Regions from separate parts of the Homo sapiens genome. Here region 1 is linked to region 2. A link is a loop called in an ENCODE intact Hi-C map of the cell type or tissue named here. Cell type or tissue: PC-9. All regions are shown on one strand. Each heading gives the region's core, and the rest is flanking DNA. Links, peaks and the distances in the headings are about the cores only.

Region 1 (10,230 bases), core at 1,487-9,486, 63 kb after region 2:
CATGTGGGGATGATGGTCTGAAGGTCATCACAGCCTCTCTTGATGACATCCTTCCTCTTCTGCTCAGCCTCAGTGTGTGCTCACCACTACTGGTCCTTGTAGGACTCTTGGTGGTAATCACTGTCCTCCTCATCTGTGTTGGGGATGGAAGAGGCACTGGTGGAACCGATGCTATTAGCTCTAGACACTACTGTCCCATTGTGGGTGCTTTCTATAAAATACGTGAGGTCTGAGCTTTTGTAGCTGTAGATGTACTCCACCTTTACCCAGGGGTCTTTGGGAGAGGCACCTGGCTCCATCGTCTTGGACCTACTGGACCAGAAACAAGCCCTATTTTATTTTCTACCTGCCGAAAAGAACTATACATTTTGCTAACACCTCCAGGTGATGATGGTTGATCAAATATTGTAAATAAACATAAATATATTCAATGTTTGATCTTGCATATTGAAACTAATTCTTCTCTCTTTTTCTAATTATACTTTCTAATTATACATAAGACAATAGTTGATGGTAGAAAGTATGAGTGACATGGGTCAAAATATCTACGTACCAGGTTCAAATATGTCTCTCATTAAATTTATGACCTTGATCAAGTTGCTTAAACTCTCTGATCCTCAATTTCTCCATCAGTGAGATTGAGACTAAAAACATTGAATCATAGTTTGTACAAAGAAGTGCTGGGTAAGATGGTATGTTTGTGGAATCTTTTTTATTTTATTTATTTATTTAGTTAGTTTTTTTTTTTTTAGAGACAGTCTTGCTCTATCCCCCTGAAGTGCAGTGGTGCGATCTCAGTTCACTGCAACCTCTGCCTCCCAAGTTCAAGTGATTTTCATGCCTCGGCCTCCCCAGTAGCTGGGACTACAGGTGCCTCTCACCACGCCTAGATAATTTTTGTATTTTTAGTAGAGACAGGATTTCGCCATGTTGGCCAGGCTGGTCTTGAACTCCTGACCTCAAGTGATCTGCCTGCCTTGATCTCCCAAAGTGTTGGGATTACAGGCATGAGCCACTGCACCCAGCCTGTTTGTAGAATCTTATACAGATTTTGGCTCCTAGTATTATTTCTTGGATTACATATAACATTTTGTATTGTAATAAAAGGAAGAACTCTAAAATTTGACCAGTGTTAATAGGTACGAATGGAGAGCCACAAAATTAAAAACGCAGAGCTTTATCTCACAGGCACATACACATCCACTCCAGATATATTAAACAATTGTATTAGTATGCTAAAATAATAAAACAGTAGGGAAATATTTTTATAAATATTGAAATGGGGAAGACCTTCCCAGGAAAAGCCTCAAACACAGAAACCATAAAGGGAAATATTGATGTATTTGAATACATACAATTTTTAAATTTTAGAATCATAAAATATACCATGAACATAGTTAAAAGACTTTGAGAAAACTGGAGAAAATATTTGCAGATGGAGACAGAGAATGAACACCCACGAAATAGAAGGTGCTATTAAAAATCAGTGAGAGAAGAAAAATAACCCAATACAAAAAATGAAGAAAGGATTTGAACAGAATCCCACTGCACCAAATGTCTAATAATAATGATCATAAAAAGATGCTTAATTCACTCACAAATAGAAATACAAATTAAACTGAATTATCATGTTTCACCCAAACTAGTGAAAACATAAGCGTTGATAGTATTTAGTATTTAGATGTGGGGAAAGGTCTTATACTGTGTGGGAATGTGAGTTGGTATGGGAAATTGGTAAATTTCCCAAATGGTAAATTGAGGGAACTTTGTCAGTTACTGGTAAAATTTAAAATGTGCATGCTCTCTAAAGAACAATTTTTTTTTTCTTTGAGATGGAGTCTTGCTCTGTTGCCCAGGCTGGAGTGCAGTGGTGTGATCTTGGCTTACTGCAAGCTTGGCCTCCTGGGTTCACGCCATTCTCCTGCCTCAGCCTCCCGAGTAGCTGGGACTACAGGCGCCTGCCACCACGCCCGGCTAATTGTTTTGTGCTTTTTAGTAGAGACGGGGTTTCACTGTGTTAGCCAGGATGGTCTCAATCTCTTGACCTCATGATCTGCCTGCCTTGGCCTCCCAAAGTGCTGAGATTACAGGCGTGAGCCACCGCACCCTGCCTAAGGAACAATTTTACTTTTAGAAATCTTCCCTTCAGAAATACATAAAATAAAAATAGTAATCACTACCTTAATAATAACTTCCATTTCTTGAACACTTGATGCGAGTCACGGTACTGTGTACTTTGCATGCTATCTCATTCAAATCTCATGACAATCTTGAGAGACACTGAGAGGGAGACAGAAGACAAACCAAAGCATAAGTATAGTGATAAAATAAGTAATTTTTGTGTGTGCATACTTTAATTCTTAAATTGCTATCAAGAATGCATATTGTTATTAGCCGGGTGTGGTGGCAGGTGCTTGTAATCCCAGTTACTCAGGAAGCTGAGGCAGGAGAATAGCTTGAACCTAGGAGGCGGAGGTTGCAGTGAGCCAAGGTCACACCCCTGTACTCCAGCCTGGGTGATAGACCGAGACTCTGTATCAAAAAAAAAAAAAAATGCATCTCGCTTTTGTGATTATGTATATTAATTGTTATATAATAAAAGAATATTATGGAAAATGAAATTCATAAAGAACAAATGTGTTAAATACCATTTTGATTTTAACAATGGATGGAATATGTTGGGAGATACCCAAGGACAATACAAGTTCAAACTTTGGATAAGTTACTATGTTATTGGGAAGAGAAGATGAAATGTTTTGAACAACCTGAGACAATTTATACCAATTGCTAAATCATCTGGTGTATATAGCTTGTTGCCATAGCAATCCAGAGTAGGGAGCCCAGTATATACTTGTTTCTGTGACAGGCAGTCTCTAATTCTTGCTACCCTGAATTTCTCTGGTTGATATATCTGATGCTGCCCATATAGTCTCATTCCATTTGTCTGCTTGAGCAGCTGACTCGTCAGTTTCTTCTGGTTTAAATTTAAATCTGTATTGTTCCTTTCCAATTAAGATCACCACCTAGAGTAACTGCTGACTACATGGAGATTATAGAAAAAAGTGGTGCTTTTAACTGTAAGGTTTTCTGACCCCATTTCTAGAAATACACTTCATCAATAAGTAGAACTTTCCTTTATTGTCTATAAATGGCAGTACAACATACTGGTTAAGAGCACAGACTCTGAACTAGACTTGAAATACTGGCAGCGCCACTTTCCAGCTGTGTGACATTGGCAATTTACTTAACCTCTGACTTTTAATCTCTTCATTCTTAATATGGAGATAATAATAATGGTATCCTCAGGCCGTGTGCAGTGGCTCACGCCTATAATCCCAGCTCTTTGGGAGGTGGAGGGGGGAGGATCACCTGAGGTCAGGAGTTTGAGACCAGCCTGGCCAACATGGTGAAACCCTGTCTCCACTAATAATACAAAAATTAGCCTGGCATGGTGGCACGGACCTGTAACCCTAGTTACTTGGGAGGCTGAGGCAGGAGAATTGCTTGGTGCCACTGCACTCCAGCCTGGGCGACAGAGTGAGACCCTGTCTCAAAATAAATAAAAATAAATAGATAAATAAATAAATAAAACAATGGCACTCTTATGTGGTTGAAGATTGAGTCCATATATGTAAGGTACCTTAAATGACAATGTATCTGGCACATGGTAAATGTTCTATAAGTACTTACTACTAGAAATAGGCACCTTAATTAAATATTTCTACCTCTTTTGTTTTATTTTATTTTATTTTATTTTTTTTTGAGACAGAGTCTTGCTATGTCACCCAGGCTGGAGTGCAGTGGCATGATCTCAGCTCACTGCAACCTCTGCCTCTTGGGTTCAAGCAATTCTCCTGCCTCAGCCTCCCGAGTAGCTGGTACTACAGGCGCCCGCCATCACATCCGGCTAATTTCTGTATTTTTAGTAGAGATGAGGTTTTGCCATGTTGGCCAGGCTGGTCTTGAACTCCTGATCTCAGGTGATCCACCCACCTTGGCCCCCCAAAGTGCTGGGATTACAGGCATAAGCCACGGCGCCCAGCCAATATTTCTACCTTTTGGGGTTGCTTCCTCATCATGGAATTAATACTTGCTTATGGAGGCTGTTTCCTCTTTATAAACAGTACCCCTCACTTGTAGCTCCATTCTGAAAAATTCTGACAGATAATTCAGCAGACTAAACGATCAAATCACCCTGGCACGTTCCCCTCAGCTGGGCTCTGCAGGGCAGCTAAGATTGGGCACTGATGTTCCTGGCTTCAGTCCTACCCGGGTTATGCAGCTACGGCTTCATACATACACCAGTTGCACTAACTTGGGATGAAAATTAAGTTAAAACCAGTAGAAAATTTCATCCTATGTTTTGGTGGTAAAAGAAGCAAATGAACAAATGAATAGAGGCTGCCAAACAGTTGTCTCACCAACTGTTCCGACTAGCTAACAAGATTAGCTAGGTCATACCTAGTCGTAAAAGAATACTATAAGAACTCAGAAATTCGACATATTTCTACTACTTGCTTGTCATGTAGATAAACAGATTAAAAGAACCATAAAAAAACAAAGAGAAAATAATAGTAGGATTAGAGAGCATGTTATCATCTCATGGGCTCACTTGGCCTTAGAAAGAGGTGTTTATCCATCATGAATATGAATCCAGGGGTCTGAATGGATATAAGAGAACCAAATGTAACAGAAATTTAATATCATTTTTTCCCCTGAGATGAAACATTTTACATTTTCCAGTTTATTAGATAAAATTACTAAACATGTTCTAGACCCTGGAGTTGTAGATTTTATGATGTTGGCTGCTGTGGAGTGGCCATGACTGGTTTTTCAAATTGTTAATTTGATTTCTTTTTAATACATATGGATTTACGTGACCCATGGCAAGAGATTGTAGATTATTTCATTGTATTTATGAGTTTCCTGTAATTTTAGCAAGTTCCATTGTCAATGCAGATGTTTACTCAAAAGAAGAAGAAGAAGAATAAAATCTAAAACCAAGAAAATGCTTTTGAGAATGAATTTCACTATAAGTTTGAATTCAAAGTCATGGAGTTGAGAAATGTATTTTATGTTGGAAAATAAAGATCTCAATAATAGACATAGCATTCACTAACTTCACTTCTCCATTTTCAATAAACAATGTCAGATTGGCTGAGTGTGATGCTGAAGCTCAAACAACTAAATACACCATCTTATGACTCATTTCCTTTAGTGAGTCACTGAGTCATAACACGTCTTTGTTCATTCAGTTCTACGCAAAAGGTCTCAATAAACTCCAAAGTACCTTATGTTCTTTGTGACTAGGTAGGGAGGTATATAATGACATTCCCATTTTCTTTATTCTTTTCTTTTTTTTTTTGAGATGGAGTCTCACTCTGTCTCCAGGCTGGAGTGCAGTGGCCCGATCTCGGCTTGCTGCAACCTCCGCCTCCTGGGTTCAAGTGATTCTTCTGCCTCAGACTCCCGAGTAGCTGGTATTACAGCCATGTGCCACCATGCCCAGCTAATTTTTGTATTTTTAGTAGAGATGGGGTTTCACCATGTTGGCCAGGATTGTCTCGATCTCTTGAGCTCGTGATCTGCCCGCCTTGGCCTCCCAAAGTGTTGGGATTACAGGCGTGAGCCACAACGCCCAGCCCCCATTTTCTTTTAAATATATATTAAGTAACTTTGATGGGCAGCCCATAAAATACCATTAAATGTTGACTAGATAGTTTGGGTGGTACAACTTCTCTTTTTTCTCACTTTCCTTTCTTATAAACTCTTTCTCCTTCAAACTCTTTCTAGCCTTCACATTAACTTTTCTGCCTCCAGTATAACCCAAGTAAACAAATCTTGGTTGGAACCAGTTTTGCCTATGCCTGAGATCAAGTTTTAAAATGGGGTCAAAAATATACTGCCTTTCAATGGTTACTTTCCTTTACTTACCTGACAATTACTTCACCTGCTTCCCAAATTCAGTTTCCAAATCAAAATAATAATTTTCTCCTCTGTGCTTGTGCTTGTTTGTCATGAGCAAAAACTGCCCCTTCATCAGAACGAATCCATTTGGAGGTAAGAAATAACCTCTGGGAAAGGATAAGCTCTGGGCCAAAATAGCTTCAGCCTTGGCTTGTTCCAAGAGTCTATACAAAGTCATTTTGGAGAATACATCCCAGAGTTTCTCCTTCTTTAGGACAGGGATGACATTATTTTGTGAACCTGTAAAATCCTTGAATGACAATCAGAAGCATAGCCAGGGGAAGATGAGGGAGGATATGTAGTTGTTCTCCTTAGCACATTGTTCAAATGTGGATTCTTTTTCAACAACACATTTCTGAAGAGTAACATGTGAATAGGTAAGGCTATGCTGAGAACATGTTAGAAAAAGCAAGACTGTGAGGTGGAGAGAAGGTAGTCATGGGGGTGAGGGGATATACTTATGTTGTTCTACCTACCAAGGACACAGATCGCTTGCCCTCAGCCCAGCCTGGCCCCAAGAATAGCTCCCCCTAAAGTTAGAATCTAGTTGTGCTTTAAATGACAACATGGTTGCACAAAGTCATAGATGATCTACTGCTCGTATCAGACAAGTGGAAATCTCTGCTCCCAAATGCAGGTGGTGAATCACCCCTGGAAGCTGCTATGTCAAAAAGAATGACCCTCCAGGCCCCAGACCCAAGTGGGTGCTCTGCTTTGTTCTTTGTCGGACAACTCCCATCGTCCTCCTGTGACTATTTTCTCTGCTTTTGTAAAATGCACTTTTGTGTGTGTGCTGGATAAAACCAGTCTCCCAGCTCCTCCTGAATGATTCCAGTATTGATGAGAAAGTGGTTTATTTCTAAACCCCAGAGGTCAGATCATAGCGTTCTCGAGACTGAGTCATAAAATCAAAGTTAAATGCGTTACCTGTTCCTTAATGAAAAGCATGGGTATGAGACCTCCCAGTAGTTCACATGATTCATGAGAAATAAATGAAAAGGACAGCCTTATGGAATAGTACCAATTCAAATGATCTTTCCTTCTCCTGGTAATTACAAGGCCTCAATCTCATTAAGGCCAACATATTCAATGAAGGAAGATCAGTTTCTATGGAGAGTCATTTCCTTTAAATAGATGAGCTAATAACTGGTACTAATGATAAACATCTTTTAGCTATGGAAATTATACTTTTCATTTAGTAGTTTTTTTCCAGTGTGCTACACTCTCTAACGTATCCAGTGTCTCAACGTGCTCATAAGGTTAGCAGCCATGTGGATAATCACCCTTGTTCTAGAGAGCAGGAGCCTGAGAAAAAGAAAAGTTGGAAAATATTATCTAGGGATGACATACATGGGATGGAAAGTGATAAAATATTAGGTCTGTGACTTTATAATTAAAATTCACCAAATTCTTTCAGAGCCTTTAAAAATAACACATTCTTTCTATTTGACATGTTGCCATTACCTCATGATGGCATTCACCAATAATTTCATCTTGCATCTGGAGATCCTAAGAATAGTTCTAAAAGGTAAAGGAGTTTCATTAATAATTAAATTTCATAATAAGAAACAGACTAAGATATTTCTTTCTTTCTCTCTTGGAAACAGATCAGCTTACAATGCTAAGTAAAATGTGGTCCAAAGATACAATCAGAACTACTATGCATAATTATAGTGTCTATGTTTGTCAAGTTCTGAAAATGTTTGAATGAGTCTGAAGAGTTTCAGTCTCTTCAAGAAGTATTTGTTCACTATAAAAATTCAGTTTGACTGCTAGCCAGGGTCATTTATCAGAAGTAATTTGTGAATAAAGTAATATGATTTGATATAAAAACACCAGAAGACTAGGCCATGCTTGCTTGGTGCTAAAGTATTTATGTGAGAAAGATTCTAGGGGAACCAAGGATGGAATCCACATTTTCTGTCAAGTTGAAAGTTCTTTCTGATTAGGTAAAATGAAATCTCACTGAACAGAGGGCTGAGTACTACCTTAGTCATAGTTTGAATGACTTTAAGTGGAGAGGAGAGGAAAGGACAAGATTTCCTTGTTTAATTGAGAGTTGCTGTTGACAATGGAGAGTTGTTTCTCCAGCTGTCGTCTACTACCTGGGGTTATTGACCTTGGCTGCTCATCAGTCATCTGGGAAGCTTTTAAAAACAGATGTCTGAGCCTCACCTAGATCTATTGAATCAGAATTTCTGGATTCTAGATCTATTGAATCAGAGTTTAATCTGTAATTTGGAAAGCTCCAGTGGTTATTAGGAAGGGTAGCCTGACTTTAGAACGGATGTGCTAAACTTTTGTGGATGAGTGTGGGCAGCGGCCTACTGCTCTCTCCCCTTAGCCTTCAGTCCTAGGACATCTGAGTCTATGTGTTCTGAAACACTGGGTTTTCTCTGTGAACAGTTAAAAATCCTTCATGTTAAGGGTCCACAGCTTTCCCACTCCCCTGTTCTCTGCTTAGCTTCTTCCTGCTTCGTTCTCTTCTTAGAAGAGAAGGGGGAGAGTGCATTCTCTCTGGAGGGAAGGGAGAGCACTGGGGAGAGGAAAGAAGGACTCGAGGAACCTAGATGGTGGAGCAGGAGGACCTGGGTGAGACAGTTCTTTCTGGGATGGGGGTCTGGGGGCTGCAGAATGTGGGGTGTGGAATGAAAGGCTTCCACGATTAGACAGAGTGAAGTGGAGGTGGAGGTAGAGACTTGGGTACAACAGTTCATGCATTAGGCTTTGTAGACTAATCCTTGGACAATATTAAATATTTGAAAAGGAAGAAAAATGGAGACTTCAGTCATGCTTCTTTAAATGTGATTTCTCTCTGGAGTGGATAATGAGGAAGGTGGGATGCTTTATCAGTTAGAAATGCTGAAAGCATGTGTGGGCTTCTTAACAATATCAAAGATCCAGGTTTTTCCACTCTTTTACTCCATCAGCCTTAGCGTGTTGGCCTTTTGTGGCTATCCTTGCCCTTACACGGTCAGAAGAAGGCATCACAGCCGGTTTCAAGGCAGGAAGAAGAGGAAAACGGTAGCCAGGAACATGGAACTTGCAAAGTCCTTTTATGAAGAAACAAGATATTCTCAATCCCATTGGCAGACTACCCCTTTGAAGACTGGCTAAATTGGGTCCTGTTGCCCTTACCAGCTGTGAGGGAGCCTGCAAGAGGGAGTGTTGAGCTTTTCCAGCAGCTATAGCGGAAGGAAGGAAGGAAAGAAGGAAGGAAGGGGAGAAGGGCTAGAATTGCCTGTTGGGTAAGCTAACCAACAGTGCGTGCTATCAAGGGCTAGGCTGGGATGTCACAGCTTCATGGCCTTGCTCTGGAGTGACAGAAAGTGAGCTCCATCAAAAAAAACATGGAAACTACTGTTTCAGAACAGTGATTTTTGGGCCAGGCATGGTAGCTCATGCCTATAATCTCAGCACTTTGGGAAGCTGAGGTGGGAGGATCACTTGAGGCCAGGAGTTCGAGACCAGCCCGGCCAACATGGCAAAAACCTGTCTCTACTAAAAATACAAAAATTAGCCTGACTTGTGGCACACACCTGTAATCCCAGCTACTTGGGAGGCTGAGGCACAAGAATTGCTTGAACCTGGAAGGTAGAGGTTGCAGTGAGCTGTGATCATGCCACTGCACTCCAGTCTGGGTGACAGAGTGACAGCCTCCCCCTCCAAAAAAACAAAAAACAAAAACAAAAACAAAAAACCAAACAGAATACTGATTTTTAAGTTTTCAGTATCACTTGGAATGTATAGAAAGATGTCTGGGCCTCCATCCCACAGAGTTTGATTTAGTAGGTTTGGAGTAACACCTGGAGGTTTACATTGATTGATTGTTCATTAGAGACAGGGTCTTGCTCTGTTGCCCAGGCTGCAGTGCAGTGGAGTGATCACAGCTCACTGCAGCCTCAAACTCGTGGGCTCAGGTAATCCTCCCATCTCAGTCTCCCAAGTAGCTGAAACTATGGGCATGTGCCACCATACCTGGCTAATTTTTTGTAGAGATGGGGTTCTCACTGTGTTGCCTGGGCTGGTCGCGAACTCCTGGGCTCAAGTGATCCTCCCATTTCTGCCTCTGCCTCCCAAAGTGTTGGGATTGCAGGTGTGAGCCACCATGGCCAGGCATTTTACCCTTTTAGTAATCCTCTTAGATGATTCTGATGCAGCAGGACTGCGGCCCACTCATTCATAAAACTGGGAACACATTAGTTCAGTGGTTCTCAAACTTGCTGAATATTAGAATCACCAGGAGGTTTTAAAAATATCAAT
Region 2 (10,230 bases), core at 674-8,673:
GGCATTTGGGTTGGTTCCAAGTCTTTGCTACTGTGAACAGTGCTGCAACAAACATACATGTGCATGTGTCTTTATAGTAGAATGATTTATAATCCTTTGGTATATACCCAGTAATGGGATTGCCGGGTCAAATGGTATTTCTGGCTCTAGATCCTTGAGGAATCACCACACTGTCTTCCACAATGGTTGAACTAATTTACACTCCCACCAACAGTGTAAAAGCATTCCTATTTCTCCACATCCTCTCCAGCATCTGTTGTTTCCTGACTTTTTAATGATCGCCATTCTAACTGGCATGAGATGGTATCTCATTGTAGTTTTTGATTTGCATTTTTCTAATGACTAGTGACAAAAGCTAAAATAGACAAATGGGATCCAATTAAACTAAAGAGCTTCTGCACAGCAAAAGAAAGTATCATCAGAGTGAACAGGCAACCAACAGAATGGGAGAAAACTTTTGCAATCTATCCATCTGACAAAGGGCTAATATCCAGAATCTACAAAGAACTTAAACAAATGTACAAGAAAAAAAACAACCCCATCAAAAAGTGGGCGAAGGATATGAACAGACGCTTCTCAAAAGAAGACATTTATGCAGTCTGGAGACTCAATGAGCAGAGTTTCAGGAGAACAGCTTCAGTTGGGTGGGTGGGGTATGGTATGGAAAGAGAAGGTGTCAGTGAGTAGAGGAATAAGTAGGGAGTAAGACAGCAAGGATGGTGTGTGAGTACGGGAAATGAGCTTTATTTGGATGATGGGAGTGATCTTGCCATACTTGCTACACTTAAATAAACACCAAAATCTATCAGACTCTGCTTTGATCCGCGCCAGGGATTCTGGATGTGAAATCCCGCAGTCCGGCGGCCTCAGCATCACCTGGGAACCTGTTAAAAGTGCAGATTCTCAGTTCTCATCTAGACCTCCTGAGTCATAAACTCTGGGGGTGGGCTGTAGCACCAGTGTGTTTTAATGAGCCTTTGGAATGAGTTTGAGAACCACTGGCTGTGACATAATTTTGAGAAAAATTAGCACAGTTGAGCTAATTTTCCTCTGAAGAATTAGTTTCTGAGAGAGTTCTAAAGCTAGAAGCCAAGATTTACAGAGCAGAGAGCAGGAGAAACAAAGCTCTGCCCTCCTTCCTGGAATGCAGCTGGGGCTCAGTTTTCTTGGTGCAGATAGGAAGAGGAGCCGAGTGGCCTCATTCCCTTACTGAGCCTCAAATTTCCTGTTGTAACACAAAACATTATTATCTAAGGATGTGCTTTGCTTTAATAGAATGTAGCATTCCATTTATTAAAGGCCTGACATTCCCTGTTCTTTTTTTCTGTCCTTAAAATGCCATCTGATATTTTTATTTTTGGTACGCCACATGAGTGCAAACTGAAAAAGCTCGAGATTCGGGCAGATGTTTCCCCTGATACAACTGCAAGTTTATCAAAACGTTTGTTTTTGTCCCACCAGGTCTGTGAGCTGGATATTATCTTTAATTTTGAAAAGGCTTATTTCATCCTGGACGAGTTTATAATAGGTGGGGAAATTCAGGAAACATCCAAGAAAATTGCTGTCAAAGCCATTGAAGACTCTGATATGTTACAGGAGGTCAGTACGGTTTCCCAAACCATGGGAGAAAGATGATGATGATGATGATGATGGTGTTAATAATTATAATATTAACCAGACTTACTGAGTACTTACTCTGTGCTGGGTACAGTTTCTAAACTATTTATATGTATTAGCTTATTTAATCCTCACAACAACTCGAAAAAGTAGGTGGTATTGTTACTCCCACTTTACAGATGAGTAAACTGAGACACCAAGAGGTTAAATGACCTGCTCAATTTCACACAGGAAGTGTGGAATTCCTCTATTCCACTAGGAAGTGTGGCATAGAGATTTGAACCCAGGCAATTGGGCTTTAGAGTCTTTGCTCTTCACATTTGGATGAGCTTTGGAGTGCAAGAGTCCTTCACTGCCAAAAAGGTATCAAATACTTAGTGCTATTCTTTTCAAGAATAATTTTATGAGATGTATAAAAAGACTTTCATTAAAATACCTATGCTTCCCTGGGAAAGGAGAATAGCAGTACATTGTTATTTTGTTTGCCAGAGATATTAAAGCTTTATTATTGAGCATGGCATTTATCATTTTAATTAAAATTTCTTACACCTTTTGGGAAGGCTGTATGTGTGCTCCTGCTTGCATAAAGAAATTGGGAACACTGTGGTTTGCTTGCCAAGGTATAAATGGGCCCAGAAGCATCCATTTTGTACTGCCCTGGACTCTGGGATTTCTATATAAAATAAAGTGGGAATGTTCTTTTAGAAGCCGCACAGATTTGCATCATACCTCCTCAGGGAACTTACCTACATCAGCCCCTCCATTCCTCCCAGGACACTGTGAGAAAGAGCACTTCACCCCACTGACCTCTGCCCTCCCAAATGAGATGCTCTGAGGGGCTGGGTTCCATCCCAGACCTGCCACCCCTAGATTCTTCTTCCCACAGCCTCAGTGGGTCTTCCCATCTTCCTATTTTCAAATAAGTAGGTCAAGAGGATCCAGAGCATTGTAAAGCACCTTTTTAAAATCAGCATTTGGCCGGATGCGGTGGCTCACTCCTGTAATCCCAGCACTTTGGGAGGCCGAGGCAGGCAGATCACTTGAGGCTAGGAGTTCAAGACCAGCCTGGCCAATGTGGTGAAACCCCATCTCTACTAACAACACAAAAATTAGCCGGGCATGGGGATGTGTGCCTGTAATCCCAGCTACTTGGGAGGCTGAGGCAGTAGAACCACTGGAACCCGGGAGGCGGAGGTTGCAGTGAGCTGAGATAGCACCACAGCACCACCTGGGTGACAGAGCGAGACTCCATCTCAAAATAAATAAATAAATAAATAAGTAAAACTGGCATTAAAGCTACTTTTTTCCTGCTATTTGGAAGAGGGTGATTAAATTAACAAAACACCATTAGGTGTGAATTCCCAGCAACTGTTTTGGTGCATCTTTAGGCTGATTACTTGCTCCTGCCCAGCCAGAGCATCAGTCCTCTGGTGAATGGATGTGGAGGAAAACATCTATTTGAGTGGGTGCCGTAAGCAGCTGCGTGTGCCTATTAGAAGGCCAATGCATTCATTACCAGAGGTGTCTGACCTCAAAAAGTGCATCTAAACTCTCTGATGTTGATTTGGCTGTCTCCAAATGCCACAGGGAGGAAAACTTTACAAGGTATTTGAGAAATCAGTGGTTTGGAAATTTCACAAAACAGTGTTTCATAAAATACTCTGGGAGTTGGGGGCAGGTGGAGGGGGTGGAGGTTTTTTTTTAACTTCAGGACCTCAGGGTCCTGACTGTGGAGTCTCCTTACAGGAGAAACAGAGTTTTTAACGGAGTCTTTGGCACTTCAGTAATTAAAGCTGAATTGGGGGCCAAGACACACCTGGGTTAATTTGAAATCCTCTCAAATTAGGAAATGTTTTAAAAAGGTTGTCATAAATCTGGTGTTGCTGGTTCCATTTAAATCTAGGAAGTAAGTGTTTCAAGAGTGAGCTCTTTCACAATTAAATGCTAATTGGTGAATGAGTGGAGGGGCTTGATGGGTAGGTCTCAGGGGACCTTGCATTTAGCCCTGGTGTCCCTATGGTGAGCAGGCAATGTCATGGCCACCCTCTCAGTCTCTTCTGTTGCGCTAACAACACTTGCCAAATACAGAGAGTGTTATTAGTGTTCTCTTGGGCTCTGGTATTCAGTGAAGTCAGTAAATATTCTGGGGAGCTTGTTGAAGAATTGACTTTGCATATCTTGCCTGCTTAAGAGGTTTCAACTGGATAGGAGCCAGTAGTATACTTGCATAAAGGAAAATAATTACTGCTTTTTTTTTTTTCCTGTCCTTTGGACCCAATCATATATTTGTAGTTACTGAAGGTTAAGGGAGGCCTTTGTGACATTGCTTTAGCTGTGAGAACAGCTGTCAATCTTCAGTAGCCCCTAAGACTTTTCTCTAGCTCCTACTTAATAACAGTTTCTTAGAATAATAACTTTTAAAAAGCTACACCTGCCTGCGGATTTAGTAAGAAGACATAGCCTCAAATCTCCAAATGCTCAAAGCTTATTCTGAGCGTGTGGTGGCTAGATGTTGATAAGAGGAAAAGAAAGGAACTGTTTACTTGGTTGGGAATACTTATTTGGGGGTAACAACAATGTGGACAATGGCACAAAGTTATTAGAAGGAAAATTAAACCCTCTGTCTGGGCGTGGTGGCTCACGTCTGTAAGCCCAACACTTTGGGAGGCCGAGGTGGGCGGATCACTTGAGGCCACGAGTTCGAGGCCAGCCTAGCCAACATGGCAAAATCCCATCCCTACTAAAAATACAAAAATTAGCCAGGTGTGGTGGTACACATCTGTAACCCCAGCTACTTGGGAGGCTGAGGCAGGAGATTTGCTTGAACCCAGAAGGCAGAGATTGCAGTGAGCCGAGATTCCACCACTGCACTCCAGCCTGGGTGACAGAGCAAGACTCCATCTCAAAAAAAAAAAAAAAAAAAAAATTGCTGGGCACAATGGCTCATGCCTATAATCCCAGCACTTTGGGCCGAGGCAGGTGGATCACGAGGTCAGGTGTTCAAGACCAGCCTGGCCAAGATGGTGAAACTCCGTCTCTACTAAAAATACAAAAATTAGCCAGGTGCAGTGGTGGGCTCCTGTAATCCCAGCTACTCAGGAGGCTGAGGCAGGAGAATCGCTTGAACCCAGGGGGCGGAGGTTGCAGTGAGCCGAGATCATGCCACTGCACTCTAGCCTGGGCGGCAGAGTGAGACTCTGTCTCAAAAAAGAAAAGAAAATGAAACTCTCAAAGGCGATAGTGGTCATTAACCACAGGACTTGCAATAGGTAGGAGCGACAAACAGTAGATATTTTACCCCAACTAACAGCCTGCCAAGAAGGGAGGCTCAAGGCCAGATGCGATGGCTCATGCCTGTATTCCCAGCACTTTGGGAGTCCCAGGCAGGAAGACTGCTTAAGTCAAGAGTTTGAGATCAGCCTAGGCAACATAGTGAGAACCTTGTCTCTACAGAAAAATGATAAAATTAGCCAGGTGTGGTGGTGTGCACCTGTAATCCCAGCTACTCAGAAGGCTGATGCGGAAGGACCGCTTGAGCCCAGGAGTTTTGAGACCAGCCTAGGCAACATAGTGAGAACCTTGTCTCTACAAAAAGTAATAAAATTAGCCAGGCATGGTGGTGTACACCTGTAATTCCAGCTACTCGGAAGGCTAAGGTGAAAGGATCACTTGAGCCCGAGAGGTCAAGGCTGCAGTGAGCGGTAATCGCACCACTGCACTTCAGCCTGGGTGACAGAGTGAGACCCTGTCTCAAAAAAAAGAAGGGGAGGGTCAGATTGTATCTCATGAGCAATAGGATTCTATGTGCCCTCGTGTGGATGCAGGCGAAACTGCTAGGTGCACCCTAACACTGTCACCCTTAAAAGCGTAAACCATGTTAACAGCTAGGCCAAACCACAATGCAGTAGGAAGTCATAACATACACTGTGCTATATGCATAAGAAACACAGCAGAGCTAGATGTATCCAGAAGAGGACCCAAGATACAGACTCCAGCTCCTGTCTTGAGAAGGTAAGAGCAACTAAGGTTCTGCCAGCTCTAAAAGTCTGCCCCAAACCTTTAAAGTGGCAAGCTCAAGAAAATGCCAACTTTTACCTTATTGGTTTACATAGCTTGAGTAACCAGCCTGGCTCGGCTCAGACAGGGCAGCCAGTGTGGTGTTTAGCAGACTGAGTCATCTGGTGATGTGAGCAGTGCCAATGACTAGAGGCCACTGAACCACAAAGACAGGAAAGTGTCAACTCCAGGCCCCTCCCGAGGCTACAGGCAGGGCCTAGCAATGCTCTCATCTGGTCATGGGTTTTTGTCCACTTTGCAAAAATAAGATATTTTAACTGCAAAAAGTACGTAGCCATACAATATAATATATGATAGAGGAGTGTCAAGCAATTAATTCGTGAAAATAACATGCAACCATTTTTTATTTTGTGATATTTGTCATCTTCAAAATTCACAATCTGTGGTCGTTTCTTTTCTCATTCTAAGTACACTTTATACCTGATTTTGTATTTGTAACTTTGTATTCCCATGTAAATGGTGTAAACTCTAGATTCCATAAAACCAGCATGGCCCAATGGCCTGTATGATCCCTCTGCTAAGTTAAAAGACCCCACGGGCAGCATCTGTAGAGGGGTAGATGGGTATGGGGCTGTCTTGGCCAATGCCCACTTAGGAGGTGAGAGCTTTGTTGAGTAAATGTGGATGACTGAATACAAATGTTTTCTGGCAGAACTCTGGAATTCTAGATAGAGTTGGTGAAAACCAGTTAGAAAACCTCTTTTGAAGGTAAGGGCAGATTTCTAGCCCTAGTATCTCCTGAGCAATCTTGCTCGGCCAGTAGCCTTGGTATCTTCAGCCCATGTCAGTCAGCGTATTTCCTGGCAGGTTCACATGAATCATATACCCTGGAGTTTAAGCTTAAGAACAAGTTGAACTTGGATTGCTAAATGAGCAGATCGTGACTCAAACGAAAGAGGCAGGTGATTTTTTGTCCTCTCGAGCTTTCTTATTGATTCAACTTGGGGCCCTGGTGTGACACAAATATATATGTTTAAAGTAGGAGAGTGTGCAAGAGAAAGCCCATCTGTCTTGCATGGTATAGAACCTGGAACATCACTGTTAACTTTGAACTCTACCTGTAATTGTGAGTCTGTTCAAACATTTTTTTTTAAATGCTGAAAAAAAATATTATGGCTTTGGGGCATGTTAGCAAACTTAGTAACTGATGGACAGTATGAAAAGAATGAGATCATGTCCTTTGCAGGGACGTGGATGGAGCTGGAGGCCATCATTCTGAGCAAACTAGTGCAGGGACAGAAAACCAAATGCCACATGTTCTCACTTAAAAGTGGGAGCTAAATGATGAGAACACACGGACACATAGAAGGGAACAACACACACTGGAGCCTTTCAGAGGGTGGAGGGTGGGAGGAGGGAGAGGATCAGGAAAAATGACTCATGGGTCCTAGGCTTAATACCTGGATGATGAAATCATCTGTATAACAAATCCCCATGATACACGTTTACCTCTATAACAAACCTGCACATGTATCTCTGAACTTAAAAGTTAAAAAGAAACATAATTTGTATACTTTGGGAGGAAGCCTTTGAAAACATATGGCAGAAACTATACATTTTTTCCTGTGAACCTTGTAGAGAAGTAAAGAAATTCTTAAGAATTTTGGTCTGTTTATCTTTTTTGTCTTGACAATATGTATAATAAAGATGCTCTGCACAATATAGGTAACGATACATATGTTATACAGACGTAATTCAGAATTCTCTAATACACGTACCTGGATGTGGTCCTCCTGATCATTTTAGCAAACGTGTTTATCTTAAGTCAACAGTGATATCTTGGCAACTTTGCTTTAGCATTTCAATCTCTCTCTCTCTCTCTTTTTTTTTTTTGTTTTTGAGACGGAGTCTCACTCTGTCACCCAGGCTGGAGTGCAGTGGTGCAATCTTGGCTCACTTCAACCTCCGCCTCCCGGTTCAAGCAATTCTCCTGCCTCAGCTTCCCGAGTAGCTGGGAATACAGGTGCATGCCACCACACTCGGGTAATTTTTGTATTTTTCATCGAGATGGGGTTTTGTCATGTTGGCCAGGCTGGCCTCAGGTGATCTGCCCACCTCAGCCTCCCAAAGTGCTGGTATTACAGGCGTGAGCACCACACTGGCCAAGCATTTCTCTTATCAGACATTCACTTTATGATCAAGCTTAACTTTTTCTCAGTTGAAAGTTACTTAATTCCAGCCCCATATGGATGTGTATACAAATTATACTCAAACTTTGATTAGAATGCAAAGATTTTATATCCATGTATCCTTTTGACAACTTGTTTTCAACAATGGCAAATAAATAAAAGAATGCAGAAGATTTCACAGTCTGCGGAAGGCTGTGACTTAAAGGGAAAATTGTTCTAATTTATTGTTCGCTTTCAGACAATGGAAGAATACATGAACAAGCCTACATTTTAACTGGAAATCTACTTGAAGACTCCAGCACTACATGTTATGAAGCTGTAAATAAGCAACGCCTCCCATCCGGTTTTTTGATGGAGCCTCAGGCACCATGCCAAAAATAATTTAAAGGGATTCTTTGTTAACTAACAAAGTTAAAGTTGTTTAACATATTTATAATTACTATGTGTCTGTATTATTAAAAAAAATTATGTGTCTGTGTTATACTGTATAGGTACTTGTAGCTCTAAATGTTTAAAGTAACTACCACCTAACCCAACAGACAATATTTGTAATGTATTAACTCCATGTTATGTTTTTAAGCTGGTTTAGATACATTAGCTGCAATTTTTTTTGCATTTGACACAATATTGTAATAATCCATGATTTTGAATGTAAAGTATATATGATGTCATTAATACTTTTTCTAAATGTTTAGTTTTCTAAATTGTATAATAATTCAAAATTATGTTAATAGTGCAGAGTTTATATGTAATGCTAGACATTTTTCATACACTTAATAGTACTGTAACTGCAATTCACATACAAAATGTCTGATTTTAATGTGCTGAATTCATTTATTTTTTTTAGAATTGGGATTATGAAAATAACCAAAGAGTATAGAACTTAATAAGTGTTTTTGATGCCTTAGAAGCTGCTATCTTGACTGAGGTTTTAATTTATCTTTTAATTGAATATAAGGGACATTCCAATAAGGTTTTCTATGAACTATATATTTATTAAGGTTTATAGAGACCTAGAGATACAGCATCTATGACTTCCTTTATTATTCTAAAATAGTATGATAAGAATTAATAGCAATAATAATTATTGCTACTATTTTTTAAAATTCACGTTCCAAGCACTCTTAGATGCTGGAAATTTCATTTCAAATATGTTTTAATGTATCTCTAATGCATTTGAAGACTTATTACATGGCTTACTTAGAGCATTTAAGATTATCACAGCCTATATGGTAGATTCCTTTCCTTCTTTTTTCTTTTCTTACCCTTTCCTCCCCAAAGAAAAGATTTGCTGCTGACCATTATTACTGTAAGTATATCACATTTGTGCTTCCTGGAATGAAAATTCTGTATAACCAGGTCCTAACAGTGATCAGACATATTACAGGGAAATAGCTTGTAGGCCGGGAGTGGTGGCTTACACCTGTAATCCCAGCACTTTGGGAGGCCGAGGCAGGTGGATCACTTGAGGTCAGGAGTTCGAGAGCAGCCTGGCCAATATGATGAAACCCCATCTCTACTAAAAATACAAAAATTAGGCCGGGTACAGTGGCTCATGCCTATAATTCCAGCACTTTGGGAGGCAGAGGTGGGCGGATCACAAGGTCAAGAGATCAAGACCATCCTCGCCAACAAGGTGAAACCCCACCTCTATTAAAAATACAAAAATTAGCCGGGAGTGGTGGTGCGTGCCTGTAGTCCCAGCTACTTGGGAGGCTGAGGCAGGAGAATCGCTTGAACCTGGGAGGCAGAAGTTGCAGTGAGCTGAGATTGTGCCACTGCACTCCAGCCTGGGCGACAGAGCGAGACTTCGTCTCAAACAAACAAAAAAATTAGCCGGGCATGGTGGCAGGTGCCTGTAATCCCAGCTACTCAGGGGGCTGAGGCAGGGGAATGGCTTGAACCCAGGAGGCAGAGGTTGCAGTGAGCCAAGGTCATACCAGTGCACTCCAGGCGGGTGACAGAGCAAGACTGCGTCTCAAGAAAAAAAAAAAAAAAAAGAAAAAGTAAAAGCTTGTAGTATTCTGTCTTGCTGCCTGCTATTTGATGTTTTACCTGTGCATTTTCAATGTTAGCTTTGAGGTCTGGTATCATTCATATTAGAGTGGTTTGGGACCTCCAGTGATTTCCTAGAAGAGTGTGTTTCCTGTTGGATTCTTTAGGAGATCCCATCTGGTAGATTTTTAGAGAACTCGATGGAAAAATGTTCTCTTTAGTTCATCTCAGCAGACATATTTAGGGAAAACAGCAAAGCAAGCAGGAGAACAAAGGGAAAAATTCACCAATTCCTCAATATAACCATTGTTCAAAGGAAATAACTCAGATTAGCATATAAAATAATCATTAGGCTTTTACTATCCAATATTTCTTCAGGTTACCATGTAATTACAATTATGGCATCAGCTTG

What was found. A loop is a pair of places that touch in the nucleus more often than their neighbours do. Peaks named below come from ENCODE experiments on the same cell type or tissue, not always from the same donor. Only the 100,000 strongest peaks of a DNase experiment are listed, where the experiment ranks them.
Region 1: a loop joins it to region 2, with 5 times the contacts of the local background. A loop is called at or near these places in 10 of 110 quality-filtered maps.

Annotation. Positions count from the first base shown.
Region 1 is chr2:223,694,693-223,704,922 of GRCh38, reverse strand. It overlaps the pseudogene MLXP1. Among named protein-coding and RNA genes, the nearest start is that of SCG2, 97 kb to the right of the region's middle. RefSeq lists enhancers at 4,997-5,291, 4,620-5,819, 6,469-7,668. In PC-9, for the core only: no CTCF peak of the experiment used is centred there; DNase peaks (open chromatin) are centred at 5,202 and 8,022; H3K27ac peaks cover 3,567 bases.
Region 2 is chr2:223,756,582-223,766,811 of GRCh38, reverse strand. It overlaps AP1S3 (adaptor related protein complex 1 subunit sigma 3), which reads left to right. Exons shown (of 5, transcript NM_001039569.2): 4 at 1,462-1,599; 5 at 8,062-10,230. The coding sequence ends at 8,097. Among named protein-coding and RNA genes, the nearest start is that of AP1S3, 76 kb to the left of the region's middle. RefSeq lists an enhancer at 4,714-5,083 and a silencer at 5,606-5,900. In PC-9, for the core only: CTCF peaks have their summits at 5,245, 5,445 and 6,887; DNase peaks (open chromatin) are centred at 5,781, 6,521, 7,101 and 7,471; H3K4me3 peaks cover 2,120 bases; H3K27ac peaks cover 5,646 bases.